Regions from separate parts of the Homo sapiens genome. Here region 2 is linked to region 1. Evidence: chromatin loops called from intact Hi-C (ENCODE). Cell type or tissue: heart left ventricle. All regions are shown on one strand. Each heading gives the region's core, and the rest is flanking DNA. Links, peaks and the distances in the headings are about the cores only. Region 1 has its middle 79 kb from the start of DCLK2. Region 2 overlaps LRBA (LPS responsive beige-like anchor protein).

Evidence for each region. Hi-C counts contacts between places; a loop is a spot of excess contacts. Peaks named below come from ENCODE experiments on the same cell type or tissue, not always from the same donor. Only the 100,000 strongest peaks of a DNase experiment are listed, where the experiment ranks them.
Region 2: it touches region 1 in a loop (5-fold over the local background); 72 of 110 quality-filtered maps call a loop at or near these places.

Annotation. Positions count from the first base shown.
Region 1 is chr4:149,996,391-150,001,773 of GRCh38, forward strand. No RefSeq gene overlaps it. Among named protein-coding and RNA genes, the nearest start is that of DCLK2, 79 kb to the right of the region's middle. In heart left ventricle, for the core only: a CTCF peak has its summit at 3,265 (motif pointing right); no DNase peak of the experiment used is centred there.
Region 2 is chr4:150,871,527-150,876,909 of GRCh38, forward strand. It overlaps LRBA (LPS responsive beige-like anchor protein), which reads right to left. Exons shown (of 57, transcript NM_001364905.1): 18 at 1,137-1,229. Among named protein-coding and RNA genes, the nearest start is that of LRBA, 140 kb to the right of the region's middle. RefSeq lists an enhancer at 2,705-3,238. In heart left ventricle, for the core only: no CTCF peak of the experiment used is centred there; a DNase peak (open chromatin) is centred at 3,035; H3K27ac peaks cover 1,274 bases.

The DNA.
Region 1 (5,383 bases), core at 306-5,305:
TTAATTAAAATTAATTTACAGCTTGTATTTAAATTAAGTCTACACAGTCTACCTTTAGGAAATTAAATCCCATTTTGGCTTAAGACAGATATTTAGCAGAAATTTATTACGTTTGTCTCATGAGCTTTAAAAATTTATGAATGGAAAGAAATTAATTTTAAGTAAAGTAATCTAAACTTAACTGCCTATATTTTTCAAGAAAGTTTCAGCCAGGCACGGTGGCTCACCTGTAGTCCCAGCACTTTGGGAGGCCTAGGTGGGTGGGTCATTTGAGGTCAGGAGTTCAAGACCAGCCTGGCCAACATGGTAAAACCCCATCTCTACTAAAAATACAAAAATTAGCCAGGCGGTAGTGGCACATGACTTTAATCCCCACTACTCCAGAAGCTGAGGCAGGAGAATCCCTTGAGTCTGGGAGGCAGAGATTGTAGTGAGCCTTGATCGCGCCTCTGCACTCCAGTCTGGGTGACAGAGTGAGACCCTGTCTCAAAAAAAAAAAAAGAATGAAAGAAAAAGTTTTGCTGAAAAGTCATTTTTTCTCTAAATAAGAAGAAACTACTCTTGTACACACCATATCAGTTTTTTGTCCCATAAAAATTTGTGATAAAACTTTTAGGCTGTGGTAGGCTGAATAATGGCCCCCAAAGTTGTCCACATCTTAATGCCTGGAATCTATTAATATGTTATCTTACAAGGCAAAAGAGAGTTAACAGATTGATTTGAATTTAGGGTCTTAAAATATAAAGAGTAGCTCAGATTGTCCAGGTGAGCCTAATGTAATCACAAGGGTTGTTATAGGAAAGAGCAGAAAAGCTGGGGTTGGAAGAGAGGGAGAGAGAATGATTTGAAGATGTTAAGATGCAAGATTTGAAGATGGAGGAAGAGTCCACTGCCAAGGAATGCAGGCAGCCTCTAGAAGCTGGGAAAGGCAAGGAAATTGATTCTTCTCTGCAGCCTCCAGAAGAATGCAGCCCTACTAACCCATTTTGATTTTCTAGTCTCCGGAATAGCACAATAATAAATTAGGGTTGTTTTAAGTTACTAAGTTTGTGGTAATTTGTTACAGCAGCAATTGGAAACAAATACATAGGCCTAATTGGATAAGGTGAAAGCACACACATACACACATGTACACACACACAATCAAACAGGTAATTTTTTTTAACAGGAAAGAAAAACTGAGTGTCATCTACCTACAACTACTGATTTGCTTTGTGGGGTTTATATGCTTGGTGGAGAGGGGGAACAAACAAAATGAGTAGGTTAATAGGTTGGCCAAAATAAATGGATCCCCAGGAAAACTGCATTCTCTATTCAAAAGACCATTGACAATCATTCTTGGATTATCATACCTACAAATTACTGACCCTGCTAAAGCACCACGAGCTGCAGATATGAAAATTTTTGTGCAGTTTCCCTGAGACATGAAAATTATTTGAAGGGTTCATCCAGATAAAATGATTCAAAGTGGCTATATTACACATTCACTTGCTCACGTGTTCACTGTCTACGCCCACACTCCACACAGGAGACAGCACAGTGGCAGTGTCTCCAGGAACATGAGGCTGACCCTAGAGACCAACAATAAGGAAGCCTTGTATTCCTCACTCCTACAGAGGTGTGAGCGTTTCATCTTATTTGAACACTAGCTCTCTGTTAACACTTTGTTGTTGCTGACTCATCAGGCACTGCCTTCCATGTTTGCTCATCTGTGTCATTTGCAGTTTTGAATCCAGTAGTATCTTAGTCTTTGCTCATTTACTCTCTCACACTGCAGTCTCATAGCTACTGAATCATTGTCCCTGAAAGTCCTGCTTCCCTCTACTTCCATGCCAGGTTCTGTAGCTCTGCATGTCTTTCTGGAGCAAGTTTTCTGGTTGTCCCTGTAAGAGCAGTTCTCCGTTCTGAAGCTGCATACTCAGTGATCTGTGCCAGGAGTTGGCAGTTACAGCCCAAGGCCAAATCCAGCCCACTACCTGTTTTTGTAAAGTTTTATTGGAACACAGCCATCCTCTCTTGTTTACAAGTTGTCTATGGCTGCTTTCAAACCACAACTTCAGAGCTGAGTAGTTGTGATAGAGGTCTTATGGCCTGCAAAATCTGAAATATTTACTATGTGAAATATTAAGAAAAACATTGGTGGCTTTTGCTCTATGATTTTATGGCTATCAAAAGAGGGTTTTGACCTTTATTCCATTGGAAGAGACACTTCCTTTCTGTTTAGAGTAAAAATTGAAAGTTGTTCTGGCTGGCCTGGTGGTTCACATCTGTAATCCCAGCACTGTGGGAGGCCGAGGCAGGCAGATAACTTGAGGCCAGGAGTTCAAGACCAGCCTGGCCAATATGGTGAAACCCCATCTCTACAAAAAATACAAAAAGTAACCGGGCTTGGTGGCGCACACCTGTATTCCCAGCTACTTGGGAGGCTGAGCCACAAGAATCCCTTGAGCCTGGGAGGCAGAGGTTGCGGTGAGCTGAGATCATGCCACTGCACTCCAGCCTGGGCAACACAGCAAGACTCTGTCTCGAAAAAAAAAAAGAAATAAGAAATAAGAAAATTGTTCCTTCGTGCTTGCAACACAAAATCACCTGCTGCGTAACAGTGTTACCACTATCCAACACTGTTTGTGTCTTCAGATATTATTGTTTATTCACATAATGTACAACAGCATACAGATTATTAAAAAGTGCTGTGCAAAAAGAAGATATTGTCTTACCAGAGAAAAGGAGCATTGCAGGTTTTGTGATTACCCATGAATATGTATTTTAAAAATCGGTTTTATTTTTATGATAGGAAAAAGGTTTTGTTGATTTGCAGAACTTCTGATCAAATACTTTCAGAACCTGGGTTCCAACTGTTTCCTCCACAATAGCTATTCTTGATAACGTCAATGAGAATTCTATACACAAAGCTGCTTTTCTGTAGCAAGTACCTGTGCATATGTTTTCATAATAATCGGAGCATTTTTGTAATAATTTTTAAACTTATACACAATGACATTGAATCAGTAAGACAAAGTCCTAAATCTTCTCTCTTCTCTAAGAAAACTCCCCGTATTTCAAATGCTGAAAATAGGGATTTTGTTTACTCCAGCCAGCATTATTTATAGATTGCCCAAAATTTGCATTTTTGAATGGGAATTTATAGACCTCCCATTATTTTAGCATTTAAAAAATTATCTAATAAATTCTATAGCATAAAGAACTGTTTGAGCATCAAATCCAGATTCTCATAATGGAAATTATCTGAGCATGTTTCTCTGCCTGGCAGAAGGTGGCACTAGAGTTATGCTTGCAAAACCAGTGCGAAATGTCTGCAGAGGCAGTACTTAATTGGCCAGACTTCAAACAGCGGGCTAGCATGGAAATCAGCATATATACTGTTAGTAGTCTTTGAATCAGAATCAAGGCCATATTAACCAAACTTCTCAGAATCCTCCTCCAAATCCTTCAAACAAGTGTCACTAAATAATCATTCTACAGATATTTATTGAGTCCCTAATACTGCATAAAATACCCTCTCTATGTATTAGTAATACCCAGTAAACAATACAGATATTGAAAGTTATCTGTTAGTGAAAGAGACAGATATAAACGGGCCATAGGCAATTATCTATTTACTGACAATTGTCCTGAGTATCAAAGCAGAGACACAGGTTGCTATGACAGGGTATTAAAAGAGAACTTGACGCAGTTGTGGCAGCAGGGAGAGAAGTCTTCCTTGAGTCCTTCTTCCTGAAAGTGCTTATTCTTCATTTCTCATATGTCATACTTTCTAGGCCCTATTTCTGTTTCCATGCTTAAATACCACTCCATAATTAATTGCAATATTACACTTCTGTTCCATATTCCATTAACTCATCTAGCACTATGTAATTTCCCTTGGCTTTGCAGTACTAGTTTCTTCCGAGTATTCAATAGAGCAGTAGTTCTCACCTGGAGCAAGACCACCCTAGTGGCAATTTAGAAATTTGTGGAGGTCATTTTATGGATTTCACAATGATTTGGAAGGTGTTCCTGGCATTAATGGGTGAGGGCCAAGAATCCCGGGCATCTGACCAGGTGTGGAACCATCCTGCCCTGGGAAACTGACTCTCTCCATCCCTCATGTCTTTCCAATGTCCCATTGGTCATTCATCTACATGAACAGCCTCCTTATACTTATCTCATGTTTTACATGTAAACACAAAGCCTTTTGCATGATTTTCATGCAAACTGAATTTTACAGAAATTAAACAATAGCATAAATTGAAGTAAAACTATACTTTATTTAGTTTGAAACTTTCCCAAAAATTGTTAACCATTTTAGAAAGTTCTTTCACCTGTATTTGAGTCCTGATACTACACGCCTACCCCATTCTGCTTTTCCAGCTGACACATTTATGAAGATTCTGCAGATGAGCATAAGCATCTGACCACTTCATGATGACTTCTAGTATCATCAAGTCAAAGTATTTACTTATTGAAAACCATATTACTTCATAAAAAATACCTGCCTTGAGTTTCTCCTTTATATTAAAGTCAGGGATTTTTTTTTTAATTGGGGGGTATTATGTTTTCTGTGAATTTCATGTCAGAGTAGTAAAGAAGATATTATGTGATACTTTTCTTAAAAAAGACATTGGTTCTGATGGGGAGAATCACAGTAGTAGTGCCTACTAGTCAAGGAAGCCTGCAAAAAGCCACTTCTGGCTTAAAAACCTGCCCCCACATGTTGTCTGTGTGACCATGGGCAAGTTCTTAAACTCATTCCACTGTCTTCATTTATATAATGAGACACCATTAGGACCTATCTCAAGGAAACGTTAAGGAAACAGGAGGATATGAGAGCTAGGGTGACACCATTTTAAAATAACTTCATCCTTGCCAGTCACAACCCATGGTCATAACATGTTTAGAGTTGAGGAAATGGCATAAAGATACCTGCAAGTACATACTCCCACAATAATGGATAGTCAGGGTGTCCTGATACCTATAACAATACATGCTTTCAAGATAATTATAGTTATGCTTTGATGTGCTTACACACTAAAATGCCAAGGATATTGTATTAGTCCATTCTCATGCTGCTATGAAGAAACACCCAAGACTGGGTTATTTATAAAGAAAAGAGGTTTAATTGATTCACAGTTTCTCATGGCTGGGGAGGCCTCAGGAAACTTACAATCATGGCAGAAAGCACCTCTTCACAGGGCAGCAGGAGAGAGAATGAGTGCCGAGTCCCTTATAAAACCATCAGATCTCAGGAGAACTCACTCACTAGCAAGAGAACAGCATGGGACACTGCCCCCATGATTCAATTATCTCCACCTGGTCCCACCCTTGACATGTGAGAATTATTACAATTCAAGGTGAGATTTGGGTGGGGACACAGAGCCAAACC
Region 2 (5,383 bases), core at 281-5,280, 880 kb after region 1:
GGAAACACAAAATACTTTTTCACATTACAAACAATTCCCAACTCAATTACTCTCCCAACTATCTTCAATCTAGAACTTTTAAGGCCACAAAACCTTTAAGCAGAGAAATGCTAACTATATAAGCATAGCCGAAGTTAAAAATTAAAAAAAAAAAAGACAAGTGTGCCTATGCTACAGCACAGCAAAAACCTCCTCCAAAATCTTCAGAGCAGTTATTTATTTAACGAAGTTGCTACAATCTACCAGCACTAACTTAGTCTCCCCTGGGGATGATCATCTAAAGCACAATAAATACTTAAGTAGAAAAACAATGTGGAGAAAAAGTAGAAGAAATGTAATATAATTTTTTAAAATAAATACTATGAAAACATATATACCAAAATTAACCTTCCAAGCATAAATTCAGAAACTAAAGGATCACAAACTTTAATTTTACCCTTGGGGTCAGCAAAGCTTTTCTGCAAATGGCCAGGGGGTAAATATTTTAGAATTTGTGGACCAGGTGATTTCTGTCACAACTCAACACTGTCCTTGTATCATGAAAGCAGCCACAGATGATACACAAATAAATTATTGTGGCTGTTTTCCAATAAAACTTTATTTACAGGTGGCTAACTGGATTCCTAAAGACTTCAGTTTACCAACACTTGTTCTACCCCCAAAATTTTCTTTTTAAAATAAACTACTTCTGGTACAAAGAACAAGAGGTAGAACATGAATATCTGTATTCAGCTAAGAAAATAAGCGTGGAAGTTTCAGTTTTGAGTTACGCATACAGCAGAACACACTATGTGACAAACATCCAGGTTATGTATTACTTTATAATACAGATAAAGCAAAAATGGTGTGAGTCACCTGAAATCAAGTCTCCATAGCTTCTTGAATGCAAGCTGTCCAAACTAATTCTCATAATTCACATTAAATACATGAATAATTTAAATAATTTTATGTACAAAAAAATTAATCCTGTTCACTTAATTTTTAAAATATGTACTAGTGGGATTACATTTATACAGCAATTTATGAATAAAAATAAAAGAAAAACTAGAGGACTATAGAACAAAATTACTACTGCAAAGATTTATAAAATAAATAAGTAGAATACAACAGTCCATCTTAGATTTCGGCATACTTACTTTGGGGCCAGATGTTTTAAAAAATAACCCATTGCCTTAAGAGCTTGTACCCTGATTCCTTCACTTTTCGATGCCAGAAGTTTGTAGATAACACTGAATGAATAAAAATTTAAAACAAACTATTTTGAGTATAATTTTTAAATGGAAAGGTTTAAAATATATACTTTTCATATTATTATAAATCTATTTCAAATAATATGGAAGGAAATTTAATATAGATTTCTGTATATAAAAAATCTGCTTATCTCAGGCTAGAGTTCCTTTCAATGAAAACTAAGAAATGAGAAGAAATTGGAATATAAGAAATGAGGTGACTTTTCCATGCACATACTTATATGTAACGTGTGTATCAAGCTAGCTTTCAGATACTTTTTTCCTTCTGCTACAGGCTTGTAAATGTTCTGAAGGTTACCAACTTGTTATTTTAAGTCAGTAGAAAGAAAGCATTTCTAATGGTAGCACATATTTAAATTTCTAAATAATTGTCGCCATGAAAAACAAGACAGTAGGCTAATAATAAATGATTATCAGAAATAATTACAAAAGTAAAAAGATTTACAACCAAAGAACTGCTAAAAATAAATTTCTCATTCAATTCTCAAAAATTATATAGTAATCTAATTTAATTTTTAAAGATCTATGAGGCAGCTGGATGCAGTGGCTCACGTCTGTAATCCCAGCAGTTTGGGAGGCCAAGGCAGGCAGATCACCTGAAGTCAGGAGTTCGAGACCAGCCTAGCCAACATGGTGAGACCCCATCTCTACTAAAAATACAAAAATTAGCTGGGTGTGGTGGCATGTGCCTCTAATCCAGCTTCTCGGGAGGCTGAGGCAGGAGAATCGCTTGAACCTGGGAGGTGGAGGTTGCAGGGAGCCGAGATCATGCCACTGCACTCCAGCCTGAGCAACACAGTGAGACTCTGTCTCAAAAAAAAAAACAAACAAACAAAGATCTAGGAAGGCCTTCTGATTTTAGTATAAGTAAAGTATAATGCAACTGAAATTAAACTGATTCATTACAGCATTCCCTTCCTCATAAACATTTAGAACAAGAACAGTAATTAGAAACTCTTATAATTACTTATAAAAATTAAGGATATCAGTATCCTCCTAGATCAAAATTTTGGTGTTTAGTAAGTTAGAAAACATTCTGAACAAAAAGGAAATATCTTCAACCTCTAGTGATCAATAGAAAAGCAGGTATATAAAAAAGAAGTTTGATTCCTTTTAAAACATGAACTAAAGGCATCCAGGTCCATATCACATTGTAACTGCATAATTTTAATTCAAATCTTAGTACAAAAACTTAACAGTCAATCATTAGGAAAATACTAATATGTTGTATGTTTCTTTTCTTCAAGGATTTAAATTCAGCCAAATAAAAATTAAACCTTTTAAAAGAAATATTAATATAATACCAGTTTAAAATCACAATAGTTTTTTGAGTTTTTTTCCCCAAAGATGGCAGATTTGAGGGCTTTAGCATTTCTCAGCCACTTAGAAATAGCAAGATAGTATATAAAAATCAACTGTGAGCTTTAATTCAGGAAGAAAAGCAGGACTCCACCAGAATCATGAAAGGCACCCTAGTTCCCGAGAGCACTTTGTTTCTCCCAAGACCTGGAGCTAACTGGGAAAGAGGTATGGAGATACTGTGAGGGAAAGACACCAGGAAAAGTTGCAGGGACCAACAGCAGGATGCCATTTTGAATTCAAGCACACACAATTCAAACTGGAAATCTGGCAGTGTGGCTGTGCAGGCATGCCAGAGATTAGAGTCCCTGCTTTGGAGCCAGAATTGTGAAAACTGCCTCAGCAGTAGGTGTTATAATTGTACTCTACCCCGTCGCAGGCCTGGGGTGGGAGGAAAGCTGCTACAGCTGCAATATCTCCTGGACAACAAGACTTGGCAGGCAGAGGCAGCTTGGTGACCTGGAACCAGTCTGCATGTGTCATTGCTGGGTGCTCCAGCCTGCTACCCTGACACTGTGGTGCAGCAGGGCCCTCTCTGCTCCACTCTCAGGCAGAAATCCAGACATTCAAGCCACCCCACCCTTCGTAGACACAGATCATAGCACTGGACCCTCTTTGCTCCATGCCCAGGCAGATCTCCAGGCAACTGACGCACCCACTCCCACGGACTAGCAACCTGAGCCCTATTCCACGTGGTGCAGCAAGATGCACAGGCAGATCTCCAGGCATTAAATGCACTTGCTTGCCCAGATTGGCAGCCTGAGCCACCCCACTCTTCCTTTGCAGAGATCCAGGTTCAGAGGGGTCCTCTATGCTTCATGCTCAGGGAGATCTCCAGGCATTCAGAGCAGCTGCTTGGCTACTCCAGCAGCCTGAGTCACCTCACCCCTCTGTGCAAAGATCTTGGTGCAAGGGGGAACCTCTCTGCTCCATGGCCAGGCAGATTTCCAGGCATTCAGACTACTCAGTCACCTGGAACAGCACCCTCTGCACCATTCCTATGTAGAGATCCTGGTACAGGGGGCCCTCTCTGTTTCACACCCAAGCCTATCTCCAGGGATTCAAAATAACTGCTTGCCTGGTTCAGTACCCTGAGGTGTCCCACCATTCCGGTGCAGAAATCCTGGTGTAGGAGACCCTCTCCATTTCACAGCCAGTAGATCTCCAGGAATCTGGAAAACCCATTTTTCCTGGATTAGGAGTTTAGGCCATCCCCATTCCCATGCAGAGAACTTGGGGCTGAGGTTTCCCATCACTATTTTTTGTGCCCTTCTCCAGAGCATAGAAGGGAGCTCAGACCACCATGCACTACACACATCAGCTTATTGCCTGAGGCAACAGAGAACTTCTCCCACTAAACAAGGGTCAAGTATATACCCAGCCACATTGGCCAAAGCCCACTCTTACTCATAACTGCCATCCAATGGCTTGTAGGTTGAACTGCACAGCCCAATATAAAACCTGCTGACGGAAGTGTATAAAGCTACAGAAGCAAAGCCAAAAGGCCCTACCCAGCATTCTCTATAGCCACACCCCCTATGAAGACAGGGAAAGAGAAAGAAGACAAAAAAATAATAATAACATTACAGAGAAAGAAAAAAATCTTAAAAGCATGAAAATTATTACAAAAGTTACAAGTGTCAGCATCTCCAAAGAAGGAACCACCACAAAACTTCAGACACCATGAAAAATCTGAGTGTGGTGACACCATCAAAGGATCACACTGGCTCTCCAACCATGGTCCATAACCAAAATGGAAACTCAGAAGAATTGACAAATAAATAATTCAAAGCATGGACTGCAAGGAAGCTCAATGATATCCAAGACAATGTTGAAAATTAAAAGAAACTTCTAAAGCAATCCAGGAGATGAATGGGATTAAACATCTTAAAAAGAAATCAATCAGAGATCCTGGAATTGAAAAACTCACTTAAGAAATTACAAAACAAGACTGAAAGTTTTATCAGCAGACTGGACAAACCAAAAGAAAGAATTTCAAAGCCTGAAGACCGATCTTTCAAATTTACCTGAACAAAAATTTTCAAAAACAGGTTGAAAAATGAAAAAAAGTCTTCAAGAAATATAAGACTATGCAAAGCAGCCAAACCTATAAATTACTGGCATTACTGAGAGAGATGGATAAAAAGAAAACAACCTGGAAAATATATGTGAGGAAATAATTCAAGTTGCTAGAGATATAGACATCCAAATACAAGAAATCTAGAGAACATCACAAGATACCATACAAAATGAACATCACCACAGCATATAGTCACCAGACTGCCCAAGATCAATATTAAAGAAAAAATCTTAAAGGTAGCCAGAGAAAAAGGTCAGATCACATACAAACAGAACCCCATCAGCCTAACAGCAGACTTCTTGGCAGAAACCACACAAGCCAGGAGACATTGAGGGCTTATTTTCAGTATCCTTAAAAGAAAATAAATTTAGCCAAGAAATTTCATATCCACCCAAACTAAGCTTAATAAGCAAAGGAGAAATAAATGTTTTTCAGGCAAGCAAGCATCAAGGGAATTTGTTACCTACAGACCAACCTTACAAGAGATCCTTAAGGGAGTTCTAAACACGGAAATGTAAGAACAACACTTACTACCACAAAAATACATGTACGTAGCTTGCAAACCTTATAAAACAACCACACAAAAGAAATTACAAAGCAACCAGCTAACAACTTCATGATAGGATCAAAATCTCACATATCAATATTAACTATGAGTGTAAATGGTCTAAATGCCCCCACTCAAAAGACACAG